Regions from separate parts of the Mus musculus genome. Here regions 1 and 2 are each linked to region 3. A link is a contact called in ENCODE Hi-C or POLR2A ChIA-PET data. All regions are on one chromosome and are shown on one strand. The core of a region is the stretch at or near the end of the contact, and the rest is flanking DNA. Distances in the headings are between cores, read along the strand shown. Region 1 overlaps Gm32287 (a long non-coding RNA gene). Region 2 has its middle 9.2 kb from the start of Gm52570. Region 3 has its middle 12 kb from the start of Gm38464.

The links. A loop is a pair of places that touch in the nucleus more often than their neighbours do. ChIA-PET counts read pairs that join two places held with the same protein, here RNA polymerase II (POLR2A).
Region 1: POLR2A ChIA-PET joins it to region 3 with 68 read pairs in Patski. The contact joins two enhancer-like sites. A Hi-C loop is called at or near these places in 3 of 37 maps with a recorded cell type or tissue (T-helper 2 cell, heart and regulatory T cell). POLR2A ChIA-PET finds 5 or more read pairs at or near these places in 1 of 5 experiments (Patski).
Region 2: a map of gastrocnemius shows a loop between it and region 3 (2.3-fold over the local background). The contact joins two enhancer-like sites. A Hi-C loop is called at or near these places in 4 of 37 maps with a recorded cell type or tissue (adrenal gland and gastrocnemius). POLR2A ChIA-PET finds 5 or more read pairs at or near these places in 3 of 5 experiments (Patski and embryonic stem cell).

The regions. Positions count from the first base shown.
Region 1 is chr2:167,765,922-167,770,434 of GRCm38, forward strand. It overlaps Gm32287 (a long non-coding RNA gene), which reads right to left. Exons shown (of 7, transcript XR_003954117.1): 7 at 3,187-4,513. Among named protein-coding and RNA genes, the nearest start is that of Gm14321, 9.3 kb to the right of the region's middle. Within about 2 kb of position 2,456, at least 1 of the 3 ENCODE cell types and tissues checked has a DNase peak (open chromatin) inside an H3K27ac peak, as active enhancers do; it is heart, where a contact is called at or near this core.
Region 2 is chr2:167,746,091-167,750,638 of GRCm38, forward strand. No RefSeq gene overlaps it. Among named protein-coding and RNA genes, the nearest start is that of Gm52570, 9.2 kb to the left of the region's middle. Within about 2 kb of position 1,406, at least 1 of the 3 ENCODE cell types and tissues checked has a DNase peak (open chromatin) inside an H3K27ac peak, as active enhancers do.
Region 3 is chr2:167,710,481-167,715,122 of GRCm38, forward strand. No RefSeq gene overlaps it. Among named protein-coding and RNA genes, the nearest start is that of Gm38464, 12 kb to the right of the region's middle. Within about 2 kb of position 2,956, at least 1 of the 3 ENCODE cell types and tissues checked has a DNase peak (open chromatin) inside an H3K27ac peak, as active enhancers do; it is heart, where a contact is called at or near this core.

The DNA of each region.
Region 1 (4,513 bases), core at 1,206-3,705, 55 kb after region 3:
ACAGGTGACAATCTAGCCGAAAGCATCCCACCCAAACAATTACCAGTGTCTTGAGGCCCAGGTCTTGGAAGCCAGGCTGGGGTCAGCATAGGCCTCACCCCCTGGGCATCCTGGGTCACCCTGGGGCAAGGTGGAGGCGGTGGTTTTTATAAGGCTGGGAACCAGACAGGTGTGGGGTGCAGAGGGGTGCCTGCTGGCAGGAGGGGGCCAGGCCGGGGTACACGGGACTGGAGGTGTTCTTTGATTCTCTTCACTTTATTAGCAGCCATTGCTTGAGCACCTTCTGTATACAGGTCTCTCTGTTGTTGGGTGGGTTGGATGGCTACAGTGGGGGAGGGGAACACATGGATGGCAGAATATTTTGGCTCTGGGCTAGGACCATGGTAGACACGGCAGAGGATGACAAGCTGTGGGGGAGGTCTCCTGAAGTGACTTCCATGGACAGTGAGTGGGGCGGCTTCCCAGCAGGAGCCTGTGTGCATAGCCAGTGTGAAGGCTCTGGGAGAGGCAGGGGACTGGAGTAATTGGGAAAGACAAGGGAGGATGCTGGTGGCTAGAGGGAGGGATGGTGACAGTGTCCAGGGCCCAGCGCACAGTGAGTGGCCACCACACAAGCTCCTGCGTACTCGGAAGACAGCAGGACTCATCTTCTCTGTCTCCCAGGGCCAGGACATGCCACCCTCAAGGCCAGAGACAGGTAGGGAAGAGAGACCCAGCAGGGATACTCGTTCAGGAGTCCACCGAGAATTAGAAGGTCAGAGGTGGCCAGGGCGATGGCCCAGCATGGTGGACAGGCCTTCTGTAGCCAGAAGCTGTGGCTGTGGACAGCACGGACAGTTGTCACCAAGGACCCCTGCTGTGAGACAGCAAGCCTGGAGGTGTCCCCGGAAGAGGAGAGGCAGATACAGAGGCCCTAAAGGGGACAGGCAAGAGTTCTCCACTGCTCCAGAGCTGGAAGAACACAGAGGGGCCGGGCAGGGTCTCAGTTCCCAGGCTGGAGTCTGGGGCAGACCTACACCTCAGGCCCAGGTTAGAGATCAGGTTCCCTACATGTATAAAGGTGTCATCTGGTACAGGCACCTGTCCACCCTTGTTGGGCATAGCTGGAGTCACAGCACATTTGGAGATGGGCAGGAGGGTGGAGGGGCAGGAGCTGTCACATGGGTGCATCTTGGTTCTGTGACAGCAGCGGTGCTGTGTGTCTCCTGTAAGTCACCTCACCTCTCTGAGCCTTAGATCTTCATTAGTGAGTGTACTCGATTCATTGTTTCGTTCATTCACCCTTCCCTCGGTATTTAAATTTTTATATGTATTTATGTGTGTGCACGCGCAGGCGCCTTTGTATCCCACAGTACGTGTGTGGGGGAGGTCAGAGGGCAACTTGCAGGGGTTGAGTCATTCACCTTCTAGGTCCCAGGAATTGAACTCAGGTTGTCAGGGTTGGGGGCAGATGACAACTTTATACACCAAGCCATCTCGTCAGCCCTCACTCAGTTGTTTTTTTTTTTTTTTTTTTTAGCACTTATTATATGCCAGGCATTGGGCTGGGATGGGGCATGCAGCGAGGACACACTCCCTGCCTGTGTGAGCTGACTCGGGGCATGGTGTGCAGTGGTTAGGGCTGTGGACTCTGGGGCCAGAGAACCTGGACCTGTTCCTGCTTCAGCAGTTATCAGCTGTGTGACGTCTGACCAGTTGCTTCACCTTCCTGAGTTTTCTCTGTAACGCGAGTTAATTACGTTATTCACTTTGTAGGGCTACAAATGAGTTTACGTAAGAAGCATGAGCCTGACACACAGTAGGTACTCATCTGTGTCCAAATGGAGAGAGAGGGAAGATAAACAGAACACAGGTGAGCGAGCGTCCCACAGTGGGAGGGGACAGGAGCCAGCTTGGAAGACCAAGTGGGCACACAGTAAGTCCTCAATAAATGGCTGTCTTTCTTGGCCTGCCTTTTATCCAACTTGGAAGGTGAGGCCTGAGATTTGGGATCTGCAGAAGATAGGAAGTCAGGCCTGGCTTATCCAGAAACGTAGGGCAGAACCCTGGGGCCACCCCCCTCACACACACACTGCACCCGCAACACTCCCTGAACCCCAACTGCATCACCTTCACAGCCTGGGTGGCTAGGGCGAGCCGGGGCCTGCCTGGCAGGTCCCCATAATGGCACTCATTACACAGGTGTCTGGCAGTGCAGTGAGGAGACTTGGGCCCCAGGGTCCGCGTTCTCATGGCACCTGGCCAGCCACCGCGGGCCCTTCCTCATCCTTCATGGGCCTGTGTCCAGGAAGGGCAGCAGGCGGGGGAACGGGGCTGGCGGGGGGCCAGCTGGCAGTCCACAGAAGGAGGGAAAATTGAGAAGCTTGGGTGCCAAAGGCTGGCGAGGGGAGGTGGGAGGGGGTGCAGGTGCGCAGGGATGGTGATCCAGGCAGGCGGAGGTGAGAGGTCACCACGCTGCTGCCGCCGCCGCCGCTGCCACCACCACTCTGAGTCCAGCATAGTCCAGTTAGCCCACTTATGGGGTGCCCACCGGTGGCTCTGGTGGCTCTACTGTTCTGGCTGAGTCTGAAGCCCTGGTTTCTGCAGTTAACCAGTGGTGACAGCCGGTTACTGACCCTGCATCAAAGCACCACACGGGCGCCAGGCGGTGGTGGCACATGCCTTTAATCCCAGCACTCGGGAGGCAGAGGCAGGCGGATTTCTGAGTTCGAGGCCAGCCTGGTCTACAGAGTAAGTTCCAGGACAACCAGGGCTACACAGAGAAACCCTGTCTCAGAAAAATAAAACAAAACAAAAAACAAACAACAAAACAAAACAAAAAAGCATCACACGGTATTTTATAAATATGCACATGTTCAGTGTAAACTAAAAAATATATATTTAAGAGGCTGGAGAGATGTCTCTGTGGTTAAGAGCACTGGCTGCCCTTTTGGAGGATTTGGGTTCAATTCCCAGCACCCACATGATAACTCCAGTCCTAGGGCACCTGACACCCTCTTCTGGCCTCCTTGGGTACCAGGTACCAGGGTGTACAGGCACACAGGCAGGCAAAACACCGACACACATTAAATAAAAATAAATAAATCTCAAAAAATTGAAATACATGTATTTAAAAAGATCTCCAGAGTCATGTGATGTTGACGCATGCCTTTAAGTCGGCACTCAGGAGGCAGAGGCAGGAGAATCTCTGAGTTGGAGGCCAGCCTGAGGCAAGCGGCTCTTTATTGGTTTGAGATCTCCTTGGTCTACAGAGTGAGTTCCAGAACAGCTAGAGCTACACAGAGAAACCCTGACTCAAAAAACAAAACCTACCCAGATGTAGACCCCAACAGGACCGTGACAGGGATGGAGAAATGAAGCAGGGTTGTAGGCGCTACAGGGTGGGGCCAAGGGTCTCACCGAGGAGCAGCTGTGGCCAGAACAGGTGAACAGAGCTCCGGGCAGGAGGCACAGTCAGTGCAAAGGCCCTGGGGCAGGCCACAGCCTGGCTGATGGAGGAGTGCCGAGGCAGAGGAGCAAGAGGAGAGATTGAGGCACACAGGACCAGGGCAGGACGGGGAGGTTGTTCCCAGTACCGTAGGGGGGGTCTGCATGCTGGGCACACAGAGGGGGCTCCAGCGGTGAGGCGGGTGGGAGAGGCCAGAGAGGAGCACTAGTGTGGGAAGAGCTGGCTGTCAGAGGCGCTGATGGAACCGTGGGCTGTTCAATTTGTGTTTGAGCCTATTAGCCTGAGTTCAAACCCCTGGATCCCAGAGCCTGTTATTAAGCTGGCTGCACCCTGGGGCGCCTGCCTTTATCCCCAGACAGGGCCCAGCCCGCCTGCCCCCAGGTCGACCTTGGCCCCCCAGATGGGAATTGATGGGCGGGACAGGGCACCCCGGGCCTGCCGCAGCTCTGCCAAGCACCTCGCAGGGCTGAGAGAGTCGGGGAGGGCTGGGAACAGCCTGTCTTCAAGAGTGGGGAGACACAGCCTGGAGAAGGGCTGGCAACCCCACGGCCCAGAGGCTGGGAGGCCCAGAGGCGGGGAGGCCCAGTCGGAACTTCTGGTTTCCGTGTTGTCCAGTTGGTGAGGTTCCTGTTCGGGCCCACGGACCGCCCAACAAAGAGGTTGATGAATTTCTCCCACATTAGGGGCGTGAGAGAAGGCTCAGCTCAGGGCCCTTGGTTAGTCCACAGGAGTGAATGCAGAAACTCGGGGGTGGGGGTGGGGCGGGGACCGTTCTCTCCTGGTTCCACGATTCCACAGGGTTTGGGTCCAATCCTTCTCTTTCAAGTCTCAGTTTCTCCAGTCATAACCAGTTAAAGCTGGGGTGGAACGATGAGAGTGGCCAGTTCAAGGGACGGCTTAGGAGGTTGAAACCCTGGTTTTGCATCTGCCCTTGGTCTCGAGCACTCTGGAGCTCAGTCCTCAGGCCCACAAACCTCAACCCTGACCCCTTAGGACTCCAGGGCACCAACACTGGCTGGTTCTCTGCTGGGACCATGGCCTCTCTCTGTGCTGTCCTCCTGCCTC
Region 2 (4,548 bases), core at 156-2,655, 34 kb after region 3:
GTACAGGGCAGGCAGTGTCTAGGACCACCCAGGCCTCCTCCCTTACCTCACGTTGGGCCACTTTGAGTTGGGAGGGAGGAGCGAGGCCCAGGATGTATATTCCCCCCTTTTCCTTTGCATCAGCGAGTCAGGCCAAGGTCACGAGTCAGGCCAAGGTCACTCTCCTCGGGGAGTGTTGAGGCCTTGGGTCATGGTGAATGTTGGCAAGGGAAGGACATCAAGAGGTGGGCAGAGGCAGAAGGCCCCTGTAGGGACAAAGGTCTGAGCTTGGGAGCACTGTTCAGGGAGTCACTGCACTTTGGAGTTTCAATTTCAGCTCTGCTGGCCTTGCTGTGTGGTCATACTGTGTGCCTTTGTCTGACCCCCCTGAAGGTCATGGGAGGCCAGCAGCAAGCAGCATGTGGTGTCTGCAGGCACCAGTGTCCACACTTCCTATGCATCTTTTCTGCACACGGGTCCTTAGCACACTCTTTCTCTACCCAGTTTCAGCTGCATCTAGCCTGCACATAGTAGGTGCTTGCTAAAGTATGTGCTGCAACTGCTGGGCTGAATGTGTGCGCAGGGAAGAGTAGGGATGAGGGCAGAAAGCCTGGGGGATGGGCAGCAGAGGAGACTTGACCAGCTTCGTTCATGTAGCTGGTGGGCGAGGGTGCCTCTCATTCGACACATGGGGGATATAGGCACAGAGAGGCCAAGTAGCTTACTTTAAGCCACACAGTAGCAAGTGGTGGGACTAAGGTCAACGGCCGGAATCCCTCTGCAGAAGGAATGCCCTGTGCATATTTTCAAGATGGGGATTGAGACTCCCAGAGGTGAGGCACAATGGCCTGCCCAGAACTGGACACAGGAAATGCTCAGGGCTGGCTGCAGTCACCCAGGGTAGGCCCCTGCAGGAAGCATGGAAGACCCCAGCTGCCTCCAGCCTGCGTCTCTGGCCCATGCCTTAGCCTCTGTTTACCCAGCCTGACACTCAGGATGCTCTTCCGCCTGCTGGGGAGTCTCAGGCCCTTCCTTCACAATAGCATCTCTGTCTACAGCTGCTTTTCATTCAAGCTCTTTGTGCTAAAAAGAAAAAAAAGAAAGGAAAAAAGAAAAAGAAAAGAAAAGGAAACATGGCCGCACCCCTCTCTTCCCTTCCTTTGGAGGGGGAGCAAAGCTGCCACCTTCCCTTTGCCGAGGCCCAGGGACTGCCACGGCCTGCCCACTGCCACACAGTGTCACTTGGCATGTGGAAGGGAGCTTGGCTTCTATGAGTGAGTCTCTGCAATGGCTGCTCCCGGCTTAGCCCTTCAAGTGTAGGAAGGGCAGAGGACTTGGGCAGAACGCAGCTTGCGCTTTAGTTCCCACCCTGCTTGGCACTCTGCCACCCAGCAAACATGGAGACCCCTCTTTGCTTCCCCTTAGGTTCTGCCACCCCACGTAGTCTGTGGGGAAACAGAGGCTCAGAGAGGGGAAGCTGTCTTGGGCCCCAATGGGGCTGCCTCAGCTAGCACCTCAGTAGGCCCCTGGGAGGCCCGGATTAGGGTGCTGGGGGATCCCAGGGGGAAGTGGGAGCCTGGGTGGGGCCAGACCTTGGAGCTGAGCCAGGCGGGAACAATGAACCTCTGAGATGGTGATAGTGGCCTGGGTGTGGCCCCTGTGAGCTGGGGCCACAGGCGGGCTGGGAGGCTCCGAGTCTTCGGCCTCCTTCAGCTTCAGTTGGGACTCCACGCTGCTCTACTCCCAACTGGCAATCCACTGCCCAAGTAGGGGACAAAGCCAGCCTCAGCTAGGCCTGGGGTTGTTGTGTCCCCTGAGTCCTGGGCCCCAATACCAGGTTAAGCTCAGTGCCCAGGCAACTCCTGTCCACAGGCAGTCAGGATGTGGGACTGGGCGGTAGGAGTGTGGAGGCCTCGGCACTTGCCCCATGGGAACAAGACATTTTGGAAAAGGGGGTCTTCAGATGGTCATCTGTCCACAGAGGCGTGGGCACATAGAGCAGAGGCCTTGGGGGAGCACAGAGGTCTTGTGGAGACCATGCTCACCTGGATGGGCAAGGTGGATCTGAGGGGTCTCCTGGCCACATTGAATGCAGAACTGGGTGTGCAAACTGGGAGCAGACAGGCTTGCTCTGAGCAGCTGAGGCTTGGGGGTTTGCCTGGGACGGCATAGACCCTCAGGGAACAAGAGCAGAAATAGCAGTGTGGGCTTTTGGAGTTGACTGCTGGCACAAGCCCTGAGCCGGGAGTCTCTGGTCCTCCTTTGACACCTCCTGACCCCCTCTCTCCATTTTTCCCATCCCAGGCTTCTCCCCTTTGTCTCCTTATCCCATCTTCAATGACCAGGAGAGCAAAAACAGTTAAATCTTACAGCGAGACACCTGGCGCGTCATGGTTCCTGGAGCCTCGGTCTGAAACCTTGACACTTCTCCTTTCCTTCTAGGTCCCAATGGGAGCTGAGGTACCACATGCATCTTTCACATCGCTGTACCCTGACCAGGCAAGGGCTCATCTTTTATTTCATAGGCATCTCAGCAACATACCCCCTGCCCCACCAGCCATGTCCTGGTGACCCAGCCTTGCCCATCTCCCTGGTTTCTCCTCACTGGGTAAGGTTGCCAGGCAGCCCCCTCCAGGATGTTGGGGTCTCCTCTCTCTACCCCACTGCCCTCAAGCCTCTTAAACAGGCCCTCTCCTGCCTCTCAGTGTGCTCAGGCCCGTGTGGTCTCCTAGGCCCTTGTCGGGTATGGCCGCTTGCCTACTGGGTCTGAGGCAGACCCTCAACCCAATCGGAGACACAGTTGTTTTGTTTTCCTTGGCTCAGAAGATAGCACTCAGCCCACAAATTCCATGTCCTCACCCTGGAGCCACCCAGCCACCCTCTCACCAACCCCACACCCGCAGTGCCCACAAATCCCTCTGGCTCTGCCTTCCTGGGGTTCTGGAAATCCCCATGGCTCCCCCACTGCTGCCTCACCTGGTTGGCCTTCAAGGCTCATCCCTCCTAGGCCAGCACTCAGCCGGCCTCCTTGTCTCCTCCCCCACCATCTCCCACTCACACCCTCTCAGCCCCAGGGGTCTTCGTAGAACCTGGTTGGTTCACCCTCTGCCCTGCTCCGATGCTGCCATGGCCCCTGCCTTAACTGCGGGAAGCTGGCCCAGGACTGGCCCTAAGCCCTGCCTCCTACTTCACCCGCAGACGCATTTCCTTGACTCCTCTCAGTCTCTGTCTCTGTTGTGGCTCTGCCCAGAAAATGTGTTCTGGAACCTTCCATGATCCTCACAGGTGTGTGCTCCGAGGTCTCCCTAAAATGAGCCTGTCACTCTCTGTTCTCACCCTGATGTTTCCTGCTGTCTCTGTCATCCTGTGTGTGGTGGTGTCCCCCCAGGTCTGTGTCCTCAGATTGAACTAGTTATTGTGGAACCGTGTGGGGACAAAGTGGTCCCTGTGCTGATGTCTGAGGACACTTTCCTTGCCACTGTTACCTGGACCACACAGCGTGGCTCCACACACAGCACTGACACTGAGCCAGACATCAGAAAGCATTTATCAGGGATTCAAAGGGCTCGACAGAGCCAGGCATGGTGGTGCATGCATATAGTTCTAGCTCTGGGGGGATGAGACAGGAGGATTACCATGAATTGGAGGCTAACCTGTGCTACATAGTGAGACACTGTCTCAAAAACAATATCAACAATAAAAAACCCAAACAACAAATAGGCCTGTTTAGCAGGTTCTGCTCACCCTTCACAATGGCTTAGAGTGACGGGGCTGGAATGCAGCTCCCATAGAACCCAAGGACCTAAGTGTTGTGCAGAACCCAAGGACCTAAGTGTTGTGCTGGGTCCTACCAGCCCCTGCCCAGCCCACCCTGGGAGAGCTCCTGCAGGGCCTTGGGTGTCACTTTGTTTCAGAACACAGTGTGTAGATCAGGGAACCAGGGCATTGTCTGAGGGGGGTGGAGTATCCCAGGTAGAAGGGAAGGGAGTTCTGAGTCTGCAAAAGGCAACAGGACCTGGAACCTTCCAGATGCCCCTGACTGGAGCTTGAGCTGTCTCCATCCAGGCAGGATGAACTGAGAGGTGAGGAAGGAGGAACTTTGGGAACCAGGAATGAGTGACAGAGGTAGTCTTGTAGAAGCAGGGCAGCTACCAGGGTGGCAGGGCAGAGATGAAGGCCAGAGTGGGCTGTGGAGGAGGGGTGGGGTGACATATACATCCTATTCCTCTCCCCATCCATCCATCCATCCACCCATCCATCCATCATCCATCCACCCACCCATCCATCCATCCATCCATCTACCCATCCATCCATCCATCCATCCACCCACCCACCCACCCATCCATCCATCCACCCACCCACCCACCCACTCATCCATCCATCCATCCATCATCCATCCATCCATCCATCCATCCATCCATCATCCATCCATCCATCATCCATCCACCCAACCATGCATCCATCCACCCATCCATCATCCATCCATCATCCATCCATCCACCCACCCACCCAACCATCCATCCATCCATCCATCCATCATCCATCAATCATCCATCCATCCATCCATCC
Region 3 (4,642 bases), core at 1,706-4,205:
ATCCATCCGCTTGCCCATGAGTATTTGTTTGTTTTTGAGACAGGGTTTTAGGTAGCCGAGCATGAACTTGACCCCTGATCCTCCCTGCTTCTCCCTGATGTGCCTTCAAGGCAAACTGAAGACTGGAGGTGCTGAGGCTGGGTGTCTCCCATGAAAGCTCGATCCTGGATGGATGCTCAGAATCATAGTCTCTACCGTTTAAAGAGACACTTGTGACCTGTCCTGATGTTCCTGAGGCCTCTTGTTAGCTGTGGTCACCCGCTGGGGTGGTTGCGAAAGCCCTTTCTCTCTCCCCACTGTTGATAAAGCAAGGAAATCATTAGGCATTGTGCCATCCTGTGGCCAGTCCGTTGCCCCTTTCCCGCCTGGAGGCTTGGGTGGGGCCAGCTTCTCCTTCTCCCTCCAGGAGGCTAGATGGATCTGAAGGGGGCTTTTGGGGAGTGGGAGGTGATGGGCTGGATGTCAGGTCCTCCACCACCTGTCACCCTTGGGTAATGGTGGCTCCAGCTTGCCTGGTGTTCAGGCAGGATCCAGCCCTTACCCTGCGTGTTCTGAGTTGTCTTTAAAGTCACCCTGAAGCCAACCAGGCTTCCCTGGCCCCTCCCCCTGGATTCAAGCTCCACTGTTCTCCCACCCACTCCAGGGCAGTAGCCACCAAGGTCTCTCCGATGCCATATTTTGGGAGGAGGACTGGGGGTGTGTGTGTCGAGACAGGGTCTCTCTGTGTAGCCCTGGCTGTCCTGGAACTCCCTCTGTAGACCAGGCTGGCCTCGAACTCACAGAGAGCCACCTGCCTCTGCCTCTGAAGTGCTGGGATTAAAGGCATGCACCACCATGCCCGGCTAATTGCCACCATTTTTTATACACCGTATTATCTGTTTAATGTCCCTGTCCCTCCTGGGAATGTCACCGGTGGTTCTCAGTCCAGGGACTGTGGTCTGCCGTGATCATGGTAGCCCATAGCCTTGCGCAGTATTCTGCACTCCGCAGACACCGGCTGAAGTCATGGTGGGGTAGGAGCTGCTGGCAGCCCAGACACTGCAGCACAGATGGCTTGAGAATGGGACCTAGGACAGATGTCACCCTCCTTCAGGGTCATCTGGCTACTTTGTAGGTCTCTTTGTCATGCCCCACCTATGGTGGTTTGAATATGCTTGGTCCCAATTAAATGCTGTCCTTATAATTGTTGCCTTGGCTGTGCGTGGTGGCACACACCTTTAATCCCAGCACTTTCGAGGCAGAGGCAGGCGAATTTCTGAGTTTGAGGTCAGCCTGGTCTACTGAGTTCCAGGACAGCCAGGGCTACACAGAGAAACCCTGTCTCGAAAAACAAAACAAAACAAAACAAAACAGCCAACAAAAAAAAGTGTTGCCTTGGTCATGGCGTCTGTGCCACCTGTGCCCCCACCCAACCCCTCTCTCCCTTTCCCTATCCTGGCTTGCTTTGTTTCTTTATTTTTGGCCTCTTCTCCCTGAGAGGGCCAGCAGAGAACACCTTGTCCAGGAGGTCAGTGACAGGCCTGCAGGGACACCACAAGAACAATAAGGAGCTGTGCTGGTGGTCAGCTAAGTCAGAGGGAGAAGGAAGGGGGCCGTGTGGCTCGTGAGTCTGGGCACTAATGATACGGTGTAATAATGGGCACACAAAGAGCACTAATCTGATATTCCACGTGTGCTTCTTACAATAGATACAATCAGACTCGCAGTTAGCTAAGTCATTCCCCACCTATCCGCACACTCCACCAAGATCATTATCATCCTTCATAATTAAGAGCCTAGCGAAGCTCAGCAGCCCACGGTCCAGCTCCAGGGAGTCCTGCCCAGCAGGCCCTCCCAATGCTGGGATAATAGCTACCCCCACATGGCCGGGCGAGGCCATGTTGCTCGCCCCATCCTAGGCTGTCCCAGGCTCCAAGGTCTTAGAAATCAACTCTATCTGACATTCAGGACTGCAGCAGGCAGCCCCTGGGCCAGGCCAGCCCGGAGATGTGTTGGGTCTGGGGTGTGGGGCTTATGCTGTGGATTTACATGCATGGCCCACGCTGAAAATAAGGCTTCAGCCTGGCTTCCCTGGAGCAGTGGGAAGATAAGAGTGTGATGTCTCTACTGGCCATGTCAGGGTCACATTTGCCTACTGCCAGTTCATTTGAACGTCTCGTCTCTGCCTAGAACCTTTCGGCCACTGAGTTTGAGGCGCTCCTGTGGTGTACAGAGTTGGAACTCATTTATTTATTTATTTTATTTTATTTTTTTTTAGATTTATTTATTTATTATATGTAAGTACACTGTAGCTGTCTTCAGACGCACCAGAAGAGGTCATCAGATCTCATTACGGGTGGTTGTGAGCCACCATGTGGTTGCTGGGATTTGAACTTCGGACCTTCAGAAGAGCAGTCGGGTGCTCTTACCCACTGAGCCATCTCACCAGCCCTGGAACTCATTTATAAGAGAGGCCATGAGGTTCAAAGAGGCAAGGAACTGACTGCACAGTGAGCCTTTGCTCAGGCTGATGTGTAAGCGCTGGGGACAGAGGGACTGTGCTGACAGACCAGGGAGCTGGGGTTAGAGAGTGGGTTTGAGACGCTCAAGAGATCAAAGCTGCCATTTGGACAGGAAGCTCAGTGAACTCGCAGTGATCATCAGCCCGGGTCCCAGTAGAGAGGAAGTGGGGGGCGGGGGGGGGGGGGAAGCCGGTAGAGAAGAAGGTTCAGTGTTGTATGCTGCACGGAGCACAGAGCCTGTCCTGTCGAACCAATGATGAATCCTGTAAAGTCGTGTGTCCCCCCCCCCCCCCCCCCGTCCTACCCTGTCTGTCCCGCATGCGCACTAGAGAGAGAGAGAGAGAGAGAGAGAGAGAGTCAGTCTTGTTGTCTGTCCCACCACGTGCTTCCTGAACACAGGATGTGGATGGTCCAAATGTTGACCTAATCCAGAAAGAAGGCTTTGGCTCCACCAATTGGGAGCAGAGAATCTACCTTTAGTTCCCCGACTCCATATCGCCCCTCCTGGCCTGGAGGAGGAACTGCAGCCTGGAAACCCTGCACTACCCCTAATCCCCAATCCTTGGACCTTGCTAGGGACACTCTGACCCCAACTGGCGGGTGTGGGCCAGCCAGACTCCTGGGACCCAGTTCGAAGAGCATCCAGCACTTGTGGTGAGCTCCCCACTGACGCGGGAGACTGAATAACAGCCTCAGTCATCACGTGCTTTTACTAAAAATAAACTTGACATACTTTTGCATTGGGAAAGAACGCAGATTCCAAGCATTCTCAAAGGGCAAAGACGGGGAAAAGGAAGAATGGAAATTGGATTTTTGAGCTTAGTAATTAATTAGTGCCTGTAAACATATGATTCATGCTTTTTTCCTGGCTATGTTTTTTTTTTCTTTCCATTTTGCGTGGTCTTTCATAGAGACGGGAGAAAGGAGACCAGAACAAAGAGAGAGGGGTGGGGCAGAGACCGGAAGGGTTAGCAAGCCTTGGCCAGCTGTAAAGGAAAGGGGCACTTGGTCTTCAGGTGGAGGTGGAGCTAGGAAGATGGCGATATGTCCAAAGGACATGAGAAGCTAGAGTGGAGGGACAGGAGACAAGGTCACGAAGATGTCCCCTGAGAAGTGTGGTGGTGGCCTTATTATGGTGTCACACTTAATCCCTGAAGGATGGGGAAGCACGGTGGAGTTTTGAGCTAGGGAGGAATGTCATCTGGCCCACACAGTGGAGAGTTTATTTATTTATTTATTTATTTATTCATTTATTTAAAGACAGGGTTTCTCTGTGTAGCCCTGGCTGTCCTGGAATTAGCTCTGTAGACCAGGCTAGTCTCAAACTCAAAGAGATCTGCCTGCCTCTGCCTCCCGAGCTGCAACTGAAGGCATGTTCCGCCACCACCACTCAGATGATAATTTGGGTTGCTGAGTTTTCCCAGTGATACCTCGTGGCCGTTCAGAGGGCTGCATGTTAGCATCTGCCTCTTTCCTACAGAACACCGGCCAAGTGTCATTCATGAGGGACCTTGTCTGCCCTTTTGCTTCTGTGTTCCCAGGGCCGAGGATGTGTTTGTCTCTATGGCCTAAGGCCAGGCCAGAGAGGCCATCCCAGGCCAATATGGGATGAGAGAGGCAGGTTTTATTAAATTCAAACTCTGGGGAATTAGGATTGGAAAACTCTGTACAAGGTGAACTTCTCAGCAAGGGAGGCATACAAGCAGAGCTTACACTACCAGCCCACCCCGGCACCCTCTCTGATTTCAGATTTTCTCTGCACTGGGTCATAGACCCCTGTACGCAAAAATGACCCGTGAGGTTGGAATATTGTTATGTACACTGCTCAAGAAAATGAGGCCCAGGGAGGACTGATGTAGCCACGGACACTGGTTACAGGTGGGAAATCTCTTCTTGGCAGAGGTTGGTTCTAGCTCCAGCTCTGCACACAGGTGCTGTGTGTCCTGGGGCCAAATGGTTTGCCTCTCTGAGCGCCTGCAATCTTCTTGCTCCTTTAAGTGGGCATAAGTATACTTGTTGACAGGGGGCTGGGTGGGGGTTGGAAGGTCTGAGCTGCCACAGGAGTGAAGTCTTCAAGGCCCTGCTCAGGTGCTCTGCCCGTAGGCCCTTCTGGCTCGTGACCTCTCTTCACTCAACACTCC